4 separate regions of the Homo sapiens genome follow, and regions 1, 2 and 3 are each linked to region 4. Evidence: chromatin contacts called from ENCODE Hi-C or POLR2A ChIA-PET data. All regions are on one chromosome and are shown on one strand. Each heading gives the region's core, a stretch centred on a gene start or an enhancer-like site at or near the end of the contact. The rest is flanking DNA. Distances are from core to core; before and after follow the strand shown.

Evidence for each region. A loop is a pair of places that touch in the nucleus more often than their neighbours do. ChIA-PET counts read pairs that join two places held with the same protein, here RNA polymerase II (POLR2A). Pooled maps may share reads with other maps.
Region 1: a loop to region 4 is called in a pooled map, with 2.7 times the contacts of the local background. The contact joins the promoter of NUP42 here to the enhancer-like site in region 4. A Hi-C loop is called at or near these places in 2 of 50 pooled maps. POLR2A ChIA-PET finds 5 or more read pairs at or near these places in 2 of 52 experiments (Caco-2 and PC-9).
Region 2: a pooled map shows a loop between it and region 4 (4-fold over the local background). The contact joins the promoter of HYCC1 here to the enhancer-like site in region 4. A Hi-C loop is called at or near these places in 1 of 37 single-sample maps with no recorded cell type and 3 of 50 pooled maps. POLR2A ChIA-PET finds 5 or more read pairs at or near these places in 1 of 52 experiments (WTC11).
Region 3: a loop to region 4 is called in a map with no recorded cell type, with 12 times the contacts of the local background. The contact joins two enhancer-like sites. A Hi-C loop is called at or near these places in 7 of 37 single-sample maps with no recorded cell type and 4 of 50 pooled maps.

The regions. Positions count from the first base shown.
Region 1 is chr7:23,180,267-23,183,704 of GRCh38, forward strand. It overlaps NUP42 (nucleoporin 42), which reads left to right and starts at 1,782. Exons shown (of 7, transcript NM_007342.3): 1 at 1,782-1,940. The coding sequence starts at 1,820. RefSeq lists enhancers at 1,377-1,976, 2,077-2,146.
Region 2 is chr7:23,012,815-23,016,092 of GRCh38, forward strand. It overlaps HYCC1 (hyccin PI4KA lipid kinase complex subunit 1), which reads right to left and starts at 1,316. Exons shown (of 11, transcript NM_032581.4): 1 at 1,111-1,316. RefSeq lists enhancers at 18-699, 1,117-1,306, 1,467-1,646 and a silencer at 657-926.
Region 3 is chr7:25,967,315-25,970,900 of GRCh38, forward strand. All of the region lies in intron 6 of LOC105375199 (a long non-coding RNA gene), which reads right to left. Among named protein-coding and RNA genes, the nearest start is that of MIR148A, 19 kb to the left of the region's middle. RefSeq lists enhancers at 734-793, 1,244-1,683. Within about 2 kb of position 1,302, at least 5 of the 41 ENCODE cell types and tissues checked have a DNase peak (open chromatin) inside an H3K27ac peak, as active enhancers do.
Region 4 is chr7:24,964,160-24,967,382 of GRCh38, forward strand. The region is part of intron 1 of OSBPL3 (oxysterol binding protein like 3); the gene reads right to left. Among named protein-coding and RNA genes, the nearest start is that of OSBPL3, 14 kb to the right of the region's middle. RefSeq lists an enhancer at 2,018-2,177. Within about 2 kb of position 1,857, at least 11 of the 41 ENCODE cell types and tissues checked have a DNase peak (open chromatin) inside an H3K27ac peak, as active enhancers do; they include PC-9, where a contact is called at or near this core.

The DNA of each region.
Region 1 (3,438 bases), core at 532-3,031, 1.8 Mb before region 4:
CATGAAAAGGAAAAACAAAAAATCTTCCAAATTGAAGGAGACACAAGAAATATGACTAAGCAACAATGATTCCGAACTGAACCCTTTTCCTCTAAAGGACAATATTGGGACATTTGGCAAAACATAAATGGAGTCTAAGGATTAGAGAGTAGTAGTGCATCAGTATCAATGTCCTAATTTTGTTGGCTGTGTTGTGGTTATGTAGAATGCCCTGGTTTGTTTGTAGAAAATATACAATAAGTATTTGGATCATGGGGCATTAGGTCTGCAACATAGTCTCAAATGGTTCAGGAAAAAAGTTCTTTGTACTGTTATTTGTAACTTTTCCATAAATTTGTTTCAAAATAAATGAATTGCATTGATTAAAGAAAATAAAAAACTAGTTTGGACAAGTAGTTCCCGTCCTGTAGATTCTGCTGTCTTCAAAATCCAAACAAATTACATGAGCAAGAATGATGGCTCACTCCCAGCTCAATAATCCTAAAACCACCAGCACAAACCTGTAATCCAACAAAGTCAGATCTATTGACTTATTGCAATCAAGAAGACTGCACACCAGAGGAGCTGTGGTGTGTCTCACCGTACAAAATAAAAGGTAGTTATTGTATGTTTTGGCGGGGAGAGTGAAGTTTAGGTGAAATTTAAATGAAATCTCAAAGCATAGCTGTGTGTAAAGGCATTAACATCAGGTCTGGACGAGAATTGAATGTAGGGCATGTTTCCTTGGAAACTGCAAAGTTAAGAAAATACAGAATGTTTTCAGAACCGTTTATCTGAAGCTCTACACCTGGATAGAAATTGAGGCTGCTTCTCTGCGTCAAAGAGACTTAGATCCTCCAGGCAAGGATGGGACTTTTCACTCGTTCTGATATAATTTCAAATAGCAACGTTTATGTGGACTTGAAAGAACAAGGTTTCGGCCAGACGCGGTGGCTCACACCTGTAATCGCAGCACTTTGGGAGGCGGACGCGGGCGGATCACGAGGTCAGAAAATAGAGACCATCCTGGCTAACACGGTGAAACCGTGTCTACTAAAAATACAAAAAAATTAGCCGGGCGTGGTGGCGGGCACCTGTAGTCCCAGCTACTCGGGAGGCTGAGGCACGAGAACGGCATGAACCTTGGAGGCAGAGCTTGCCTCCAAGCTCTGCCACTGTACTCCAGCCTGGGCGACAGAGCGAGACTCCGTCTCAAAAAAAAAAAAAAAAAAGAAGAAATAACAAGGTTTCTCAGTGTGTAGTAAGAATGTACTTAAGTGGTAATACTTTTCCGTTGCAGCATGTCCTAAAAGAAACATTGTTTCCTCTTAACGTCGTCTGGCTTTATTTGACTCTGTTATCCATCCAGATGAAAGGCTAGGCAGTTTGTTACTTTCTCAGCCCAAGCTAAGTTTTACCGTCTCAGCAAGAACGACTCAGTCTCTCAAATCATAGCTAATTCTCCTCTGAGGGCCTTGCTGAAGTTCTGCGTTTGCTTGCTCCGCTTTCCTCTCATTTTGGACCTCCAGCCTTCCTGTAGTCCGAGGCCCTGCACCGGGGTCAAACGCGCCTCCGGTCTTCACGTAACCGTTCAAGCATCCCTCCTTCCCAGGACACACTCAAAGCGTCAGAGCGGTCCGCTCTTCTCAAGTCCTATTGGCTCAAGTCCATGCGTCTCATGGCACTGCCGGGTGAGAGGCGGAAAAAGGCCTTCCCAGGCGCGAGAAGATGACGTCACAGTAGCCCGGCCGGGCGCCGAGGTTGCCTTAGGGCTCTCTGCCCAGTAACAGGCATCGAACGGTGCAGACTGAAGACGCCCTCCGTCAGCGACGCCGTCGCAATGGCCATTTGTCAATTCTTCCTTCAAGGCCGGTGCCGCTTTGGAGATCGGTGCTGGAACGAACATCCCGGTGCTAGGGGTGCAGGAGGAGGACGGCAGCAACCGCAGCAGCAGCCTTCAGGTGACTCTCCTCTGAATCCTCCGCGGTAACCGAGCCGGGAAGGGTCCGCCGGCGGGGACCGGGCGTCCCGCGTGTTTCCCGCTGCTGGTGACCCCAACGTGCCCGCGTCGCGGCCTTGCCGGCCCTACTGGGCCCTGCACAACGTTTTTAAACCGAGGGTTTTATCTACATATTATTCATGTGGTCCGTTTTTATTGAGCTTCTGAGGACCTGGGTTTGGGCCTGGATGCTTGTGCGAAACTGAGTTTTTAAATCGGAAGTACCTATCGAAACTACCTTGTAGGTAAATGCCGGAATTGAATATAATTTTTACTAAGTTGTTTTTTCGAGGGTGAGGCTAGCAGCTTGGGTCAGAATCAGGACTTCATTTTGGAGAAGTCGTGGACTTCTTTGAAAAAATCTAATAAAACCGGCCGGGCGGTGGCTCACGCCTGTAATCCCAGCACTTTGGGAGGCCGAGGCGGGCGGATCACGAGGTCAGGAGTTTGAGACCAGCCTGACCAACATAGTGAAACACCGTCTTTACTAAAAATACCAAAAAAAAAAAAAAAAAAAAAAATAGCCGGGCGTGGTGGCGCGCGCCTGTAATCCCAGCTACTCATGAGGCTGAGACAGGAGAATCGCTTGAACCCGGGAGGTGGAGGTTGCAGTGGGCCGAGATCGTGCCACTGCACTCCAGCCTGGGCGACAGAGCGAGACTATCAAAAAAAAAAAAAGAAAGAAAGAAAAGAAAAAAAGAAAATCTAATAAAACCTATAGAGCCATACCGCAAAAATGCACCTGCTCATAAATTTGGGGTGAAATTGGGAATGTGGGACGCCCAGTTAAGGGCTATCCGGGAGGTGAGGAAAGGAGATGCGGGGGCCACGTTGATCTAGTCCCTGGGCCTAGATCATTGTCAAAGCTTTTTATCTTCAAGGAAAGGAGAGATTAGACATGAAACCTTAGAACAACACAAGATTTTTAAAGATCGGGTTAATAATTCGGTGCTGTCTCCCTTCCTTCCCCTCCTTTAGGGCTATTCATCTGACCTTTATTTTTTTATTTTATTTTGAGACGGAGTCTTGCTCTCTCAGTCAGGCGGCTCACTGCGACCTCCGCCTCCCAGGCTCAAGCGATTCTTATGCCTCAGTCTCCCGAGTAGCTGGGATTACGGGTGCCCGCCACCATGCCCTTGATAATTTTTGTATTTTTAGTAGAGACAGGGTTTTGCCATTTTGGCCATACCGGTCTCGAACTCGTGACCTAAGGTGATACTCCCGCTTCCGTCTTTCAAAGTGCTGGGATTACAGGCGTGAGCGACCGCGGCGGGCCTCATCTAACCTTTAAACCTTGTATTGCGTGATGGTTTCACGTCTGATCCCACTTCAGGGAAGACAGTCCTTTTATTTCCTCCACAATTAATCTAGTGAAATATTTCAGACCGAAAATTAGGACTCATGTCTGATGAATGTGAGTGTAAACAAAATTTGGCAGACAAATTGTATTTAGCTCCCAG
Region 2 (3,278 bases), core at 66-2,565, 2.0 Mb before region 4:
GCTGAAAACCTCAAACTGTAAAGTGTTACATGAACCAAAGAGGTGGCCCACCTGCTCCAAAAACTACTGTGTGATCCAAGGATAAATAATTTGCAAAAGGTCAGCTTGGCCCTACTGCCTGTAGGGCAGTCTCTGAGATAAGAAGTAGCTGCCGGTGGAACAAATTCCCCCTACCTGAAGAGCGCCGCGGCTGCCAGGCTTGTGATAGTGTATTTCTCAGAGAGCAGATTCTGTGCAGTACTAAACCACTTAGGCAAAATTAAAATCTTTCAGGAATGTCTAAACTCACAAAGCACACATGTGCAAGCTGACGGGCAGACAGCAAATTTCGGGGAAGCGTACAAACTTGGGGGTGTTTTAATGCAACCATTTTCAGCCAAACCCCCGAGGATTCCCGAGTATGTTAAAATGAGCCTCAGGAGAGGAATAACTCATAGAAAGAAGGGGCAAGGGCTCAAGAAGAGATCTTCAGCGAAATAACCAAGGAAGGAAGCGTGGCTGCTGTCTGAACCTCTCCGCCCTGCAGGGGACCAAAGACCGACTCGGGCCAACGCTGCTCTCCAGGGGGCGAGGGCGGGGGGTCGACAGTGACCATTGTGGCCACCAGACCGGACGGACAGTGGCGGCCTCGCCGAAGTAGAGGGCGCGAGTGGGAGAGGAGGCAGAGGCCAGAGCATCCGCCGCGGCAGGGAGGGGACGGGGGGCTCCCGCCCCAGGCCCACCCGGCAGAGGGGCGGCCGGTGGGGCCGAGGCGGCGGCACCCGGGTCACAGCAGGAGGCTGGACTGCTCCTCGCCGGGAAGGAAAGACCCGAGTCGCGCGCACAAAGCTGCCGCCCTCCAGGCAGCGGGCAGGCTGCGCCCAACTTCGGGGCGAGCAGCGCCGGCCGCAGCCCACCCGCCCGCCAGCCGCCCCCAGCGCCCCGCGCCGCCTCGCACCCACCCATGGCGCCTCGCGCGGGAGCCGTTACCCCCAGTGGAGCCGCGGCCCCAGGGACAAAGTCCCGGTCCTGTCCTCGCCGCCGCCTCGCCCCGGCTCCTCCCTGACAAAAAAAAGTTATCCGTTGCCGGACGCCCTGGGGGCCCGGCGTGGGTCTCTCGGCTGGACTCACCAGGGCGGCTGCCGGAGCTCCACCTGCAGGACCTCGACTCGTGAGGCTCTCAGCGACAGCGACGGAGGCTGCTCTGCTTCCTCCCGAGTAGCAGCACCACCTGCTCCCCTTCTTCCTAGCAGAACGGGTCCCGGTGAGCCATCTTCCCCCTCCTCTCACTGACTGACAACCCAGCCGGGAGAGCCACCACTGCCGCCAGCCTCTCTGACAGGCACGACCAGGGACCCGTCCTCAAGCAGCCAACCACCACCGCCCCACGCCAGTTCAGCCTATCGCCGTCCTCCGGGGCGGGATCAGAACAACTTCTCCACCAATGAGAATCTTCTTCTGCTGGGCCTGGGGCGGAGCCATGAGGCGCCTTGAGTGGGCGTGGTCTGAGCAATGGGCGTGATCCGGGCGTCCGAGGGAAGTTGATTGACTGTAAGGTTTGCGGTGGCCGCTAGGCGATGACAATCAGCGAAGGTCTCTTAGATTCTGAGCCGTTAGGGCTTATGGCCTTCTCAGAAAAAAATAAACCTTACCGGATGATGTGAAGGGTATCAATTTGTTTCTCTTTTGTGAGAAAAGAGAAACAAATTGATAATTTACTAGTCAGTAGGATTTACTTCCCTGTAATTAAATTCACAAGAATTTATCAAAATCTTATCAAATCCCGGGAGGAAAAAAAAATTACGTTTTTGCAAAATGGAAATACAAACTTCCCCCTCACTACATCATTGCTTTTGGGCTTAGCCTGGAAAAAGTCAAATACGATGCCTCAGTTTTCTTTCCATGGGGGTTGTTTTTATTTTTTCCATCATTCCTCCCTACTTTTTCTCTGAACATATACTAAATGTTTTGTATAATAACTGGAACCCGAGAACACCTGAACCTGCGCCTGCAGACAGTACTGCTGTTTTTGACCTTGTAAACCTCTCCTACCACATCCTTCTCAAGACTGGTCAGGATTAATTAGAAGAAAAACTGACCTCCACCCTAGAAGACAGGAAGTTCATTCTAGCTTTACACTAGAAATGGGCAGGATTTCTCCAGAAACACTAAGTGAACTTTTCAAACATGCTGAACTCATAAATAACAAGCACATAAATAAGAAGATATATTACTTGATATCAAAAGGGTATCAAGCAAACAATTTCAGGTAATTATTAGGGCAGATTGCTAAAACAGATAGGATCCCCCTCCAAAGGGAGGATCAGATTAATGAGTAAATAATAACAAACTACAGTGATAAGGACAATAGAGATTGGTTCAATGAGCAATGGAAACAGAGGACAAGAAATGACTGTTTAGGAAAGTCAGCGAACTCCACAAGGAAGGTAATGTTTGAGTTGGATCTTAAAAGGTAAATGGGAGTTTGCCAGAGAAGAAAGTCAAAGGGTATTTCAGAAAGGGAGAACACCATGTTCAAAGGCATGGAGCTGTGAAAGGGCACAGAGCCATTGTGGAATGTTGAGAAGGTAGATGGGGTTAAATGATGAGGAACGGCCAAAAATTGGGCTGGAGCAAAAGGTTGAGGTGAGATTGTAAAAGACCTCACAAGCTACACTAAGATATTCAGACAAGCACTGTCCAGCAGAGCTTTCTGCACTGGTGAAAATGTTCTATATTTGTGTTGTCCAAAATAGTAGCCATTAGCCACATGTGGCTATCAAATACTTGAAATGTGGTGTGACTGAAGAGCTCAATGTATTTATTTATTTATTTATTTATTTTTGAGACAAGGTCTCACTCTGTCACCCAAACTGGGGTAGAGTGCTTAAGTGATCCTCCCACCTCAGCCTCCCAAAGTGCTGGGATTACAGACATGAACTACCATACACGGCTGAAACTCAATTTTTAATTTTTTTTTTTTTTGGCAGAGTCTCCCTCTGTCACCCAGGCTGGAGTACAGTGGTGGGATCTTACCTCACTGCACTTCCACTTCCCAGGTTCAAGCAATTCTCCTGCCTCAGCCTCCTGAGTAGCTGGGGTTACATGAACTCACCACCACACCCAGCTAATTTTTGTATTTTTTGTAGAGACAGGGGTTCACCATGTTGGCCAGGCTGGTCTCGAACTCCTGACCTCAGGTGCTCCACCCACCTCAGCCTCCCAAAGTGCTGGGATTACAGGTGTGAACCACCATGTCTGGCATTAATTTTTAATTTTAACTTTAACAACTCCCATAT
Region 3 (3,586 bases), core at 52-2,551, 1.0 Mb after region 4:
TAACTAATTGGAAGGAAGGAAGGAAAAAGGGAGGGAACAAGGGAAGAAGAGAGGGAAGGAAGGGAAGAAGGCAGGAATAACCATGTCTGCCATAATCTAGCCAGGGAACAGAAACCACTCTGAGTATTTTGGTTGCTCAGGAGACAACAAAGCTGAGCAGTTACTAGGAGACGGTGACATAACCCAGAGATGAGCAGGGACAGGAAGCTATACTGCCCCTAAAGTGGAGGATCAAAGGAGGAAGCAGTGTTACCAGAAGCCAGAAGAAGCCAGGTCACCCTGCAGAAGCTGGAACCACAGGGGCCTGATTGGTAGGAGCTGGAGCTGTAGATGCCATTCAAGACAGGGAAGGGCAAGGAGAAACATTGTGGCTTCTCTCTTCTTCTCACCATGCAGTTCCCATTGGTGCCTTCCATTGGCCAAACCCAGCCAGAAAGCAGCTGACACCGGATCCTAAGAAATAGCCCACAAGGGCCAGCCTCCTGCATTACACAGCACAGCTGGGAAGGAATGGCCTCACAGGCCAGGCCTGGCACACTAGCTAACTAGCTAAAGAGAAGGGAAAATATCTATTGCCAGTCCTCAGCAGATTCAGCCAGAAGGGACTGCTTATTAGCTCTGTGAACAAGGACCATTCACAATCTGCATGAAAACTCAAATTATGAGATGACAAAAATAACTACCAATCAACAGTACCCCTTGATAAACCACAAGGTAAATCATGACACTTGCCAAATGAGTCCTCCAGAGATGGGAGGGAACACGACGGCCTGGGACTGGCTGGGTTTGGGAACTGGAGAGAAGGAAGATCAGGTTGAAGTCAGGGCTCCTGGGTCCCAAGGGAAGAGGAGGTGACAGAACCCATGTCAGAGGGAGCAGAGCAAAGGAGTGAGGCTAGCCAGCGCGGGCGCCACGTGCGGAGACACACAGGTGTTCCACTGGGTCCAACACTAGGTCTTCACAGTCAAAAGAGAACTGAAACGTGAGGGTAAAGGGAGGGTAGCCGGTATGAGTGACTGGTGATCTAGGCAGGAAGCCAGGCTGCAGGGCATTTAATGAGTGGGTGCAATCACGTGGTAGAGTTTGACAGTGAATGGAAAGACAAAAACAAGCTTGCGGCATGGCAGGTTCCCGCCAAGGATCTGGTTTGAAAACAGAGGAAGAGAAGGTAGAAACTAACACCAAAGGCTAAGAACCTGCACAGTAAATTGCCTATCAGTCTTCCTCATAGCCTGCAAGCTACTTGAGGGAGGGATTTGCAGCACATGTGTCTCACTCAGTTTTCTGAGGGCCTTGGATAGTGTCTGGCCCATAGTAGGTGCTCAATGCATGGCTGTGAGATGAATGAGTGAGCCAAAGTGAAACCACAGAACGTCATGAGGGCAGGAGAACGAGGCAGAACCCACGGAAGATGCTCTCAAGTGATGTGGCGGCGTGGTGGCCTGCTGGAAAACCCCAGCGGCGGCCAGACCCGTGTGGGCAGCTGCAGTCAGAAAATGAGATGGTTCTTTCTGAGCAAATATGCAGTTATAAATAGCACAGGCTACGCAAATCGCCACAGCTGCATGGCAAAGGACTAGAGGGTGCGCTCAGCACAGAGGACGTTCCCGGCCACCAAATTCCTTCTGAACTATCCCCGCCATCAGCAGGGGCTGCTGCCCAGAGGGGAGACCCATGCCACGAGAGAGGTCAGCATTGCCTTACGTCTTTATAAGGCTGCTCCTAAGGGACTTGCCCTGAAGAGCCTTATGCTTCAAAGCCCACTCACCTGTAAAAGTGTCCCAACCACTGAGCTGGTTCCACAAAGGCATTAAGAAATTACCACTATGGGCTGGGCACGGTGGTTCATGCCTGTAATCCCAGCACTCTGGGAAGCCAAGGCGGATGGATCACCTGAGGTCAGGAGTTTGAGACCAGCCTGGCCAATATGGTGTAACCCCGTCTCTACTAAAAATACAAAAATTAGCTGGCCGTTGTGGCGCACACCTGTAATCCCAGCTACTCGGAGGCTGAGGCAGGAGAATTGGTTGGCCCCAGGAGGCAGAGGTTGCAGTGAGCCAAGATCACACCATTGCACTCCAGCCTGGGCGACAAGAGTAAAACTCAGTCTCAAAACAAAAACAAAAACAAAAACAAAACAAAACAAAACAAAAAAATACACTATGTCAAGTTATTAGGTAACCCATAACATCCTTTGTTTTAACATAGCCTTGCCAAGGGCCGGGCACAGTGGCTCACGCCTGTAATCCTAACACTTTGGGAGGCTGAGGCGGGCAGATCACTTGAGGTCAGGAGTTCGAGACCAGTCTGGCCAATATGGTGAGACCCTGTCTCTACTAAAAATAAAAAAATTAGCCAGGCGTGGTGGTGGGTGCGTGTAGTCCCATCTACTTGGGTAGCTGAGGAACGAGAATTGCTTGAACCTGGGAGGTGGAGGTTGCAGTGAGCTGAGTGAGATCATGCCACTGCACTCCAGACTCGAGATACAGTGAGACTCTGTCTCCAAAATATATATACATGTACTTCTCTAAATTAAATATTGAAATAAATTTTAAAATGCCCGGTTCATGTAGTTATAATAATAATACTAATAACAACAACTACTGCTACTACTACTACTAACATGTGTTGAACATGAACTAAGTTCCAGAAACCATGCTAAGCTACAAAACGGTGGACACACTCCCCTTGCACACCCTGTGGTAATTCAGTCCACACTCAGAAACTGCTGTTGGTTCAATGTTATTTATATTTATTTATTCTGCACCTTCTCCCAAAGACTTGAGGTGATCTGCAAGAATACATACATCAAAATAAGGTTTTTTTGTGTGTACAGGTCGAGTATCCCTAGTCTGAAAATCTGACATTTTTTGAATGCTGACACAATGCCACAAGTGGAAAATTCCACACCTAACCTCATGTGATGGGTCACAGTCAAAATGCAGTCAAATCTTTGTTTTATGCATGAAATTATTTAAAATACTATATAAAATTACCTTCAGGCTATGTGCATACGTGTATATTAAACATAAATAAATATCATGTTTAGGCTCGGGTCATATTCCTAACATATCTCATTATGTATATGCAAATATTCCAAAATTCAAAACAATAAAAAATAAAAACCCTAAAATCCGAAACACTTCTGGCCCCAAGCACTTCAAATAAGGGATGCTCAACCCACATAAGTGTCCTGGGACTGCTGTAACAAAGTGCCAGAGGCTGGGTGGCTTAACAACAGAAATGAATTATCTCCTAGCTCTGGAGGCCAAAGTCCACGATCAAGGCTATGGAAGGGCTGGTTCCTTCTGGATGAGCTAAGGAAGGATCTGTTCCCAACCTCTTTCCTTGCTTTTGGCTTGTGATAGCATAATTCCAGTCTTCACATGGCATTCTCCCTGTGCACATGTCCGTGTCCAGATTTCTTCTTTTTATAAGGATACCAATCACATTGGATTAGGGGGTCCACCCACCTCCAGTGTGGCCTTATCTTAACTGATTATATCTGCCACATCCCTCTTTCCAAATAAGGTCACATTCTGAGGCACTAGGGGGTGGGACTTCAGCATATGAATTTTGAAGGGAT
Region 4 (3,223 bases), core at 607-3,106:
AGAAGAATGTCAAATAATTTATGTAGCTACACCACCCTCAAGGAAGTGCAGTGTAACTCCCCACTCCTTAAGTATGAGCTGTGCATAATAACTTACTTCCAAAGAGTATAGTATGGAAAGGCGAAGAAAAAATAACCATATGGTAGAGAAGCCTGACAAACACTACCTCAACCAGATGAGCAAGGTCAACATAACCAAAACTATAAATCATGCTGCTAACATATACTCTTGATATGATGTAATGAGAATGGCATTTTACCTCTGTAATCTTCTTCCCCAAAACCCATAACCCCAGTCCAATACAAGAAAATCATCAGACAAATCCCAGTGGAGACATACTCTACAAAATACTTTACCACTACTCCTCAAAGCTCTCGAGGTCATCAAACACAAGGAAAGCCTGAGAAACTATTACAGCCAAGAGGAATCTAAGGAGACATGGCAACCAAGATAATGTAGAACCCCACATGGAGTCCTGGAACGGCAAAAGGACACTAAGGAAAAGCTAAGGAAATCTGAATGAAGTATAGATTTTAGTTATTAATACTGCAACAGTACTGGTCTATTAATTGTGACAAAAGTATACTAAGGTAAGATATTGACAATGGGAAAACCACTTGGGGCATATGGGAATTTTTTGTACTATCTTCACATCTTTTCTCTACCTCTAAAACTATTCTAAACTTAAAAGTTGTTTTGTGTTGGGGGCTGTGATTAAAATAAGTAAAGTTGGACAAACATTGAGCAATACCTAAGCAGATGATCTCTAAGCTTTTTACTAGCTTTAAAGGCAATGTTTTGGGAAGTATTTTTAATAGGCATGTTGTATTAATTAATTATTGTGCTTTTCTTATTATTTGTAATTGAGACTACTGGGCCACTAAAGTGCATGAGTTCAGAAGTAGTTAGGGAAGTTATGGAAACCATTCATTCATTTATTCAACAATAAGTATGTGCTCTGTATTATGTCTTCAAAAAATATTTACTGTTAATGCATGAGCGAAAGGATTCTACATCTCCCTAATTTTGTTTTGTCTCAAAATCATTTGAATAAAATGTAGTATTTTCCAAGGAAAAAAGACAATGTAGAAGGAGCAATAAATCTACAGTAAGAAAATCTAGATATAAGTATGAGCTCAACTATTTTTGCCCCTAGGGTAAGTCAGTCATCTGTCTTCAATCTTATTTTCCTTAGTCGTCCAACAAGGTTAATAAATCCCCTGCCTACCTCACAGGGTTATTTTGTTGTGAGAAGAAACATATATTAAAGTGATTTACAAATGTGGAAGTGTTATATAAAATAAGGGGGTTATGACAATCTAATGATAACCAGAATTCTCTGGTTCTTCTCGGAATCAGAATGGACTCCAGGCTGGTTAAGACTTGGTCTTCTGCCTGCTGAACCAATGCTTGGATTTGCTAAGGGGTCCATGAACCAGAGTCAGTATCTCCTAATAACTTATTAGAATTGTAGAATCTCAGGTCCCATTAAATCAGAAACCCACTAAATCAGAAACTGTGGGGGTGGGGCCCAGCAATCTGTTTTATTAAATAATTAATTTGTTTGTTTTTGTGGAGACTGAGTCTCAGTATTCTAACCAGGCTGGTTTTGAACTCCTAACCTCAAGCAATCCTCCCACCTCAGCCTCCCAAAGTGTTGGGATTACAGGCATTAGCCACTGCGACGGACTCAACTCAAGTGTTTTACCAGTCCCTCCAGGACACTCTGACACTGCTGAGGTTTAGAACCACTTCCCTCAAGGGTGTGTCCCATTCATGTGGCCCCACCCCTCCAGCTGGCTCCCTGTCCAGCCAGAATGTTGTCTTGCCCTTGTTTCCTCCAAACCCCCTTCACATCCATTGACACCTGGCTAAGTCTCACACAAGTCATCTGAGAGAGAGGAGAAACAGTACTGTTAAAAGGATGTGGGAGGTCCATGACTTGCTAAACCTCAGCCTGAGTTAACTAGCTACAGCAAGACCCACAGATCTCGCTTCCTACAACATGGGTATTTTCCCCAGACTGGGAAGTTCTTAGCCGCGAAGAGAAATCCAGCACCTGCGGAGACCACACACTGCACATTTTACAAAAGAAACCAAACTCCCACATCCTGTCCTTCTGACCCCTAGCATCTGTCAGACAAAGGTGTCTTATCTGTGGGTCAGAAAAGGCAGTCATCTAATATAAAGATCTATCTACACCTAGCTACACACACCCAGGAAAATAAGACCTCTGGATGCCACAAACAAGTGGGGCTTCCAGGCCCTTAATCAAGGAACAAATGATGCAGAACTCAAAGTAACAAACAAGCTGGAATGTTATTTTGCCCCACGCGATCAAAGACTAGAAAAACAGGAATTACAAGTCAGAAGTATGATGCATTGGCAGGTGTGCATGAAGAAGGCCAGGCAGTCCTTTTTCTGAGCCATGTTTAGGCCAAAGTCTTTCCTTTTTGACACCCTATTATTGGTATCATTCCTTAATGACACACACACAAAACAAAATTAAAGAAGACACTGGCCCAGAGAAAGACTGAGCTGAAAACCTAATTAGGGTGGAGTTTTACACTATGTTTGTGTATATGTATGTTTATAAGGTAAAAGAACTGCTAGTACAAACACAACGCCTCTCTAAAGAGGCTGGGCTTGTTGTGCCTCATGAGGCTGATCATTATTTCCCAGGCAAAATTCATATATAAATCACATACATACAAATTTATGTCAACAAATAATCATTTTTTTATTTACCGCCACTTTGCTTATTCCCCATTCACAGTCTTCTGGAAAATATATGAAAAACATCCCCTAAGTGACTAATACATAAGATAAGCAATACACTGCCACACAGGCAAATTCAGCTTAAGAGACTGAATTTGCATGAGCCATCACAATGCCTGTTTGCAGACACTCTAAATCTGTATTCACAGGTCATCTACATTATCTCAAATTTTTATGGTAATTTTTCCTGTTTCCTATCATCCCTCCTTCCCACAGTGTACACACAGAAATCTTCCAATCATACAACATTTAATTTTTGTATTTGACTACCAGTTGAACTGATTAACACATATTCCCTTGCTCAAAACATTCTGTGGCTCTCCAATGGCCAGAGGATGAAGTAGCCATGCACCACCCTTGGGTTCCCATGAATTCTTACCCTACAGCTGCAAGGGATAACACTGTTTTCACCTTTGCTCATCACTCCCCTCTACCTGAAATGTCC